2 separate regions of the Homo sapiens genome follow, and region 2 is linked to region 1. The links are chromatin contacts, found by Hi-C or POLR2A ChIA-PET in ENCODE. All regions are on one chromosome and are shown on one strand. Each heading gives the region's core, a stretch centred on a gene start or an enhancer-like site at or near the end of the contact. The rest is flanking DNA. Distances are from core to core; before and after follow the strand shown.

Evidence for each region. A loop is a pair of places that touch in the nucleus more often than their neighbours do. ChIA-PET counts read pairs that join two places held with the same protein, here RNA polymerase II (POLR2A). Pooled maps may share reads with other maps.
Region 2: a loop to region 1 is called in a map of heart right ventricle, with 2.3 times the contacts of the local background. The contact joins two enhancer-like sites. A Hi-C loop is called at or near these places in 8 of 168 maps with a recorded cell type or tissue (HepG2, IMR-90, aorta and 5 more) and 13 of 50 pooled maps. POLR2A ChIA-PET finds 5 or more read pairs at or near these places in 12 of 52 experiments (AG04449, AG04450, B cell and 9 more).

Annotation. Positions count from the first base shown.
Region 1 is chr2:11,365,510-11,369,832 of GRCh38, reverse strand. The region is part of intron 3 of PPIAP60 (peptidylprolyl isomerase A pseudogene 60); the gene reads right to left. Among named protein-coding and RNA genes, the nearest start is that of PPIAP60, 16 kb to the right of the region's middle. Within about 2 kb of position 1,357, at least 11 of the 41 ENCODE cell types and tissues checked have a DNase peak (open chromatin) inside an H3K27ac peak, as active enhancers do; they include ascending aorta, heart right ventricle and sigmoid colon, where a contact is called at or near this core.
Region 2 is chr2:11,400,899-11,405,454 of GRCh38, reverse strand. LINC00570 (long intergenic non-protein coding RNA 570) reads right to left here. Exons shown (of 3, transcript NR_047499.1): 3 at 2,378-3,430. Among named protein-coding and RNA genes, the nearest start is that of LINC00570, 9.2 kb to the right of the region's middle. Within about 2 kb of position 1,559, at least 17 of the 41 ENCODE cell types and tissues checked have a DNase peak (open chromatin) inside an H3K27ac peak, as active enhancers do; they include ascending aorta, heart right ventricle and sigmoid colon, where a contact is called at or near this core.

The DNA.
Region 1 (4,323 bases), core at 108-2,607:
GAAACATGCTCCTTAGCTCTTGAATACACGCAGATTGTGGCTGTTTCTACCCTGGCAGAGAAGTGTATTTGGTAAGCACCTATCTTGAATAGAGTCAGCTATGGCTCAGACCAGGCTGTCAGTAGTTTAATTGCACCATTTCCCTGATGGAAATGCCTACTGCACTCTTCCCTCCAACCCCAGTCCTAAGAATAACCAGAGATAACCAGCCAAATCTCTTACGCTAACACTGGCACCTAGTAGGCACTTAGTAACTGTTGCATCTCTTCCTTTCCTCACCTGTCAAGGGTGGGCTGTGATCCTATGTCCTCCCTACTCCAGCCCCCAAGGACATTCTCCTCCTCTGAATTCTTACACAATTTCCTCCATCCTCCTACCATTGGCCGCTAACTCAGCTAACTTTGAACTGAGACATTTCTCCTCTGAATATTTGGGTCTTCAAATTCAGGCTGCGAGCTCCTTGGAGACAGGGATTTATCTGGTCTGATACTTTGAGGCCTGGCCATTCTTGGCACCTAACAAGGTTAATATAAGTCCTGGCCTTGCCCAGAGTAGCTGCTCCATAGATAAGGACCAAACTTTTGAACCTCTTTAAGACAAGGTAGATTGGATGTAGGACAAGCTAGGAAACAAAGTTGGCATGTGAGCATCAATCAGCTTTTCCTTCTTCAGGTCTGAAATGAGTTCTGTCTAAGCCTCCACCTTGAAAACTGAGCCCTTGACCCCATCACTGTAACTTCCAATTTCCCTTTCAAGAGGACAACCCGATGCTGGGAGATAAATAGGGTTTTAGAACTGGAGTTGGATCAAAACAGGAAAATCAGGCTGGGCACAGTGGCTCACGACTGTAATCCCAACAATTTGGGAGGCTGAGGCAGAAGGACCACTTCTGGCCAGGAGTTCAAGACCAGTCTGTGCTACATAGCGAGATTCCCCTCATCTCTACAAAAAAATTTTAAAAATAGTCAAGGGCAGTGGTGCCTATAGTTCCAGCTACTGGAGAGGCTGAGGCAGGAGGATTGTCTGAGCCTGGGCAATCAAGGCTGCAGTGAGCCATGATCTTGCCATTGCACTCCAGCCTGGGTGATAGAGTGATCCCATCTCAAAAAAATAAAAATAAAAACGATTAAAATAAAATGAAAAAATCTGACTGATGAGGGTCAAACTAGGAAAACAATTCTGTCCAAGAGGTTATTATGGGGCCAAAAATGGGCCTAAAAGCCAGAAAACAAGAAGTTAGGCATTCACTGAAATGCAAACCAGACAGAAAGCAAGAGAGCAGAAAGAGCTGGACAATTGCTGAGAAACAGCCCGGGACTCTGACGCTTGCCTCCACCCGTGTGGACAGCGTGCCAGTTTGACGGCTCAGAATCGGAAGGGCACCCACATGGGCCTCCCCAGCTTCCTTTGGCTCAAAGGTGTCCAGACAAAAAGCGAACAAGGCAGTAGGAAAATGGAAGCTCCAATTTCCCTTCTCATTAAAACTGTGGGTATGCCTTTTCTCACACAGAATTTCCCTCACATTCTGGGCTCTCGGCTGTGTCCAGGAGTCCAGGACTGGCTTTCAGCCAATGCACAAGCTTCCATTTCAGTCCGGAGTTAGAAATCTGTCATGCTTTGACGTTTTGGTCAAATGGCTCATGTCCAGAATCCACCAAATGTGCATTTTGCAAAACTGCCCTCTCTTCACAAGCTGCAGCCTCAATTCTCATTGTGAGTAGCTGAATATAACAAGGAGAACCTTCAGACTAGAAATTGCCTGATTTCTCCTGCAAACTTCTGCCCTGAGAAGGCAGATGTGGGGCTGCAGACACAGGCACTTATTCATTCATCTCATTGAAAAGCTACGAGTTGGTTCCTTATTGCCTCTCCATAATAGAAAAACTCTTTAATGAGCTCTCTTTTTGTTTTTCAAATCAGATATGCAAAGAAGCTCATAACAATTTTTTTTAAAAATGCGAAACAAGAATCTCCAATTATGGGAGCAAAATCTTCAGCTTCTGGGTTCCTGTCTCACTGAGGAAATGGATTTGAAATGGCAAGGAGGAAATGAGGAGGCAAACTTTCATGTCTATTTTAGTTTTCCAATGCAGTCCTATTTCCTTTGGACTTTGTATAAACAAGGAAAGGACAGTTGTTAGTTCAGTTATTACAGATAACCTGTGTCTTTAAAGTAAATGTATCTTAAATAAGTAGGACTCCCATAAATGACTACACTTTTTCAAAATATGACTCCCCAGCTTATAACAAGAATAATAGCAAACATCACTTTATTAAGCAATTACTATGTAAAAGACACTTAGTGCTTAGCACACACTGGAAATATTGTTGACTGGCTATATTTTCCCCAGAAATCCCATTTCTGAAAGCCTATTACAAAGAAATAAAATCATCAGTATAACAAAGGAGTGTGTGTGTGTGGGTGTGAGTGTGGGGGGGGGTGTGAGTGTGTGTGGGTGTGAGTGTGTGTGTGAGTGTGAGTGTGTGTATGTAAGTGCACACACATGTTGTAGTATTGTTCATAGTGGCAAAAACTAGAAACAAAGTGAATATTGATAACATGGGCACAGATGACAAATTATATCTCCAAATTATGAAACAGAATCCAGCCATTAAAATCAGAGCTTTGCCACGTGACTAGGATGAAGTTACAAAAAGTATTGTTGAGTGAGAAAAGCAGGATACATAGGATACATGGAATTGAGTATAATATGATTTCTTTTTTTTTTTTTTTTTGAGATGGAGTCTCGCTCTGTCACTGAGGCTGGAGTGCAGTGGCACAATCTCAGCTCACTGCAACCTCCGCCTCCCGGATTCAAGCAATTCTCCTCCCTCAGCCTCCTGAGTAGCTGGGACTACCGTCACCTGCCACCACGCCCCAGCTAATTTTTGTATTTTTAGTAGAGATGGGCTTTCACCATATTGGTCAGGCTGATCTCAAAATCCTGACCTCAGGTGATCCACCTGCCTCAGCCTCCCAAAGTGCTGGGATTACAGTTGTGAGCCACTGCACCTGGCCGATTTCTTTTTTAAAATGATCAAAAAACCATTTATATGTGGGAATATAGCTATATACTTTTATTATTGAATTACCATGGAAAAAAACATGGAAGAGGGAGGCCAAGGCAGGAGGATCACTTGAGGCCCAGGAGTTTGAGACCAGCCTGGGCAACAAAGCGAGACCCTCATCTCTACAAACAATTAAAAAATTAGCTGGGCTTCGTGGTTCACGCCTGTAGTTCCAGCTACTCAGGAAGTTGAGGTGGGAAGATCACCTGGGCTTGGATAGATCAAGGCTGCAGTGAGCCGTGATTGCGCCACTGTACTCTAGCCAGGGTGACAGAGAGACTCTGTCTAAAAAAAAAAAAAAAGGAAAAAAAAAAAAACTTGGAAGGTGCATTCAAGGTTGTCAACATGGTTGTGTGGGTTGTGTCATGGGCCCAGGTTCAGCCTGGAGCCATGACATGAGTGGAACAGACTAGAAGGGGAGGGAGGGGAAAATAAAGAGAAAGGGAAAATGGAATCTGTTTTAAGGAAACCCACCAGGGTATACAATATAATCACACGATGTGTATATATGCAATTATGTCAGTTATGAGGAATGAAAATAAAAATGGCATTGATTTTTTTCTCAATAACCTTGTGAAATATTATTTTTCCCACTTAATAGATAAGGAAATGGATGATCTGATTTGCCAAAGGCTATCTGATTCCAAGGCTTAAATTATTTTCCTATAAGTATGATGCACAGTTATAATGAAAAAAAATCAAATATCATAGTAAAGTACAATGAAGATTGTAAAAACTCCTGAGTTCCAGAGACACTGCTATTAAAATTTGAGAAAACAACACTCCAGAAGTTTCTCTATGCATATATACCATTTACCAAATCATGCAAAATATGCCAAAGTCAGTCGGCTGTGAGGTTATGGGGGAGGTACTGCATCCCTGCAGGAAGTGGATGCTTCTATTGTCACTCATTCTGAAAAGTGGATAATCCTGGGCAGGGAATTAGGCCAGTCTGAGGGCTGAGGGAGGAGGGGGCAGGCCCAGGACCGGCCTTGGGAGGCTCAACGTGGTTCCTGTGATGGGAAGGAGCTGCCCTGACAGCTGCAGGCAGCCAGCCTCCCAAAATGTGGATGGCAAGTAAGAGGCATGGGTAATAATGGTCTCTATCCTCCTGAACAGCTCTCCCCCTGGACAGCCGTGAAAGAAATTGGGACTGATCTTTGGACAGGAGGATGGCTGTGTCCCCTCCTGAGGTCAGAGGGGGACACTGCTTCCAGACAGGGCCTGCAGCTGAGCTTACAGCCTCTCCCGACA
Region 2 (4,556 bases), core at 310-2,809, 35 kb before region 1:
CCAGGCCTGGAGTGCAGTGGCACAATCTCCGCTCACTGCAACCCCCAGCTTCCAGGTTCAAACAATTCTCCTGCCAAGTAGCTGGGATTACAGGCACATGCCACCACGCCCAGCTAATTTTTGTATTTTTAGTAGAAACGAGGTTTCACCATGTTAGCCAGGCTGGTCTTGAACTCCTGACCTCAGGTGATCTGCCCGCCTTGGCCTCCCAGGGTGCTGGGATTACAGGTGTGAGCCACCACACCGGGCAAGATCTTGATCACGCAGAGGCCACCAATGAGATTTGCTACTCCAGGTGTCCCTTGACAGGCCTGGTGGCGGGTTGGATTGGGAAGAGGAGATCGTGGAAACACCGGATGGATTAAGTGGCTGGAAGGAGAGGCAGGAGAAGCTCTCAAGGGACATGCTCTTGTTTTAAAATAGGCACAGCAAAGTGAAACTGCCCCCAGCAGGGCTGCTGTCCTCGCTCTCCGCTCTGGGGCTATCCCAGCTCACCGGCCATGCATGCCCCACTAGCAATTTTCTTCCTGCCAGGAGCTTGGAGCAACCTGAGTCCACACCAGCTCTCACTAAGCTAGGCCTTATCCACCTGCTACTCAGGTGGGAGGGATCCTGGATGCTCAGTGGCTTCAGCCAGGGCCACAGGCTGGTTCTCAGCAGTCTTCTGTGAGCAGCAAACAGAGCCCAGAGGTTGCAAGGGCAGGCCTGGGTCTGCTCTGAGGGGCTGCAGCACAGCCTAGAACCCCGTGGCATTTGTCAAATGGTGGCAGCAGCTCTGAGAATTGTGTGCTGTATCTGATCACAAAGTTTCATCTTTCCGCAGCATAAGACTTTGCAGAAAAGGACAGTGGCTTTGCCAAGGACCAAAGACTGAGTCACTGCTATTGTGCTGGAGTGAAGAGAGGGGGATCAGAAGAGATCTCTGGGCAGGAACAATCTTACTACTATTGTTACTTTTAATAATTCTAATAATAGGGTCACAATTGTATTTTTTTCCCAGAGTATTGTCACCTGTATTGACTCGTTTAATTCCCACAATATCCCTCTGAAGTAGGAAAGCGAAAGCTGGGGGTATTGGATTCACATTTAAGAAATGAAGAAACTGAGGCTCAGAAAGGGTCACCGACTCCACAGGATCACACAGAGAATCAGATGTGATCTCAAACTAAAGGTAATACTAATAACAGTTGTATCATCTAGGGTCCCCGCAGGAAACAGTGGCATTCTCCAAAGAGGTAGTTCCTAAGAGTGTAATGAAGGGACTATTTACAGAAGTGGGCACAGGTTAAGGGTACACAAGAAGGGAAGCATCTGAGGCCAGCAAGAGCAGGAATGCCCTGCCACCCCGACGCCTGGAGGAGCAGAGAGAGCGGGCAGAACCTCAGTGAGAGATTTGCCGGTAGGAGGGGGCCACCAGGCAGGAGCTGAGAGAAACACAGCCATTGCCAGACCCACAGAGTGAATACCTCATAGCTCTTCCCTCCCAGCCCCTCCCATTTCCTGTTGGTGCCTCCCATAGGGCAATTACGCGCATTGCCTGCAGTCCATGAGGTCAGCTTCCCACAGCTGAGGGCCAGTGGAGAAGGGTGCAGAGCAGATCCGGAGGAAAATGGAAAATACCCAGCTGCGATCTGCTGTGTCCTGATTACATGGCAGGAACCATACTAGGGACTAGGTGGTTTCGCGTAATCCTTGCCGTAGTGCTGTGTAGTAGAAACAAAATCTCAGATGGCCAACTCAGATGTATAAGGAATGAAGCAGGCCGGGCGCGGTGGCTCACGCCTGTAATCCCAGCACTTTGGGAGGCCCAGGCGGGCGGATCACGAGGTCAGGAGATCGAGACCGTCCTGGCTAACACGGTGAAACCCCGGCTCTACTAAAAGTACAAAACAAAATTAGCTAGGCGTGGTGGCGGGCGCCCGTAGTCCCAGCTACTCGGGAGGCTGAGGCAGGAGAATGGCGTGAACGCGGGAGCTTGCAGTGAGCCGAGATTGCGGCACTGCACTCCAGCCTGGGCGGCAGAGTGAGACTCCCTCTCAACAAAAAAAAAGAAAAAAAGAAATGAAGCATTTGGCTTCACGCAGTGGCTCATGCCTGTAATCCTGGCACTTTGGGAGGCCAAAGTGGGTGGATCATTTGAGGTCAGGAGTTTGAGACCAGCTTGACCAACATGGTAAAACCCCGTCTCTACTGAAAATACAAAATTAGCGGGGCATGGTGGCCGCACACCTGTAATCCTAGCTACTCGGGAGGCTGAGGCAGGATCACCTCTTGAACCCGGGAGCGGAGTTTGCAGTGAGCTGAGATGGTGCCATTGCACTACAGCCTGGGCAACAAGAGTGAAACTCCATCTCAAAAAAAAGAAATGAAGCAATTATAGTTTTTTTAAGTATATAATTTAATTTCCAAATGGAGCCTCCATTCTGCTAGGTGGCAGAAATTTTATGTCAGCTCATGGTTTCTTCAGCCAGTTCTGGATCCCAGCACAGCCCAACTCCTTGAAAACGTCTTCCAGGAGCTTTGTGTGTGTCCATGTGGCTTCCCAAGTACCCAGTCACCAGCTGCTTCTATCCATGGGTGCACACTGACATCTCTCAAGGCATCCTTCTTCCCATCTGGTCTCTTGTCATTGGATCAAATTAATGAGTGCCTGTCCCAACTATGTGATCTCTCTAGGTCCTATTCTCTTTCAACCCTCTAGGGAACTCAGGAAACATTGGGCTATTGTCCATAATGTGGTGATGGTGGTGGTGATGGTGGTGGTGGTGGCGGTGATGGCAGCGGCAGTGGTGATGGCGATGGCGGCAGCGGCGGTGGTGGTGGTGGTGTCACCCGAGGCTGCCTTGGTCCAGCCAGCACGCAGCCTTCTCTATTCATTCTCTCTTGTGTGGACCCGTGGGGGAATTCTATGAGTCTTGCCACTTCAGGGCTCCACTCAGAAGGCAAGGTGAAGTCTTCTTTGGAGCCAGATTCCCAAATGGATCTGGAGTCTCCATTACACACAACCCCCTAGGGGTTTGACCCAGAATCCTCCTCTCAGGGTCATGTGACAATATCTACCCAACCCTCTTGCTTCTTCTCTCCTCCCTCTTGACTCTTTTCCCACCCGCCTCCTGCCATTGACTCCAGCCTATAGAATCTTTAAACAATCACTGGCGTATTGAAAGAATGGCTCTGGGTAATTAGGCATATTTCTGTTTCCAAATCTACTGTTTATGCATAAGCTTTATTCTCCAAGGCTTGCAAGAATAGGATTTTAAAGTTGAAAGGCCTAGATTTTTGCAACCTAAAGCTTTTTCTTTAAAAAATATTTTTTTTTCTTATGTCTGACATGAGAAAATTAGGAGCTCAAAAATTGAGAGTCGCCATCTTGGTTGTCTGCCTTCTCTGGTGGCATCCCTTTCCTGGGGTAGTAAGCCTCAGCTGCCACCTGAAAAAGAAGGATCTCAAATTACAGGAACTACCCAATATGAAAACCATAGCAATAGTTAATGCAGAAATGGAATCATCACGAAGATAATGCAGCTTAAATTTCAGGCCTCCCTTGGAAGAGCTGCTTCCCCAACCTTGGGAGGACTCAAGCAATAGATTAACATGGTTTTTTTTGTTGTTATTGTTGTTTTGGGTTTTTTTTTTTTTTTTTTTTTTTTGAGACAGAGTCTCACTCTGTTTCCCAGGCTGGAGTGGAGTGGCACAATCTCGGCTCACTGCAAGCTCTGCCTCCCGGGTTCATGCCATTCTCCTGCCTCAGCCTCCTGAGTAGCTGGGACTACAGGCACCCACCACCACGCCCGGCTAATTTTTTGTATTTTTAGTAGAGACAGGGTTTCACCGTGTTAGCTAGGATGGTCTCGATCTCCTGACCTCGTGATCCGCCCGCCTGGGCCTCCCAAAGTACTGGGATTACAGGCGTGAGCCACCGTGCCCGGCGCAGCATGTTTTTAAAAAATATGCAAAAATCAAGATATAATATTTTAACAATTCCTGAAGCCCACATCTCCCACTCAGACTTCGTTTCCACCACACATCTGCTTGTATTGGGTGGTGATGCGGCTCTTTGGGGCTTTAGCCGAAGGGAAGTCGAACTGGGTCTACACAGTAACATCCTCAGCCTGGACTAGGGCAGTGCACACCCTCTACTTTCAGAAGCTCCTCTCTTGTCCTTCTCTAGCTGCATTTCTACCCTAAGGGCAAGGAGTCTACAGGGCCAAAGGGAGCTTCACCCTCTTCCAGGCTACTCCTCAGGTGCGGCAGCCATGGGAATCTGCCTCTCAGAGCTTCCTTGAAGAAGAGCATGAGGGACTGGGTGCAGTGTCTCACGCCTGTAATCCCAGCACTCTGGGAGGCTGAGGTGGGCAGATCATAAGGTCAAGAGATCGAGACCAGCCTGGCCAACATGGTGAAACCCCATCTCTACTAAAAATACAAAAATTACCTGGGCCTGGTGGTGCACACCTGCAGTCCCAGCTACTTGGGAGGCTGAGGCAGGAGAATCACTTGAAGCCGGGAGGCAGAGGTTGCAGTGAGTCGAGATTGCGCCACTGCACTCCAGCCTG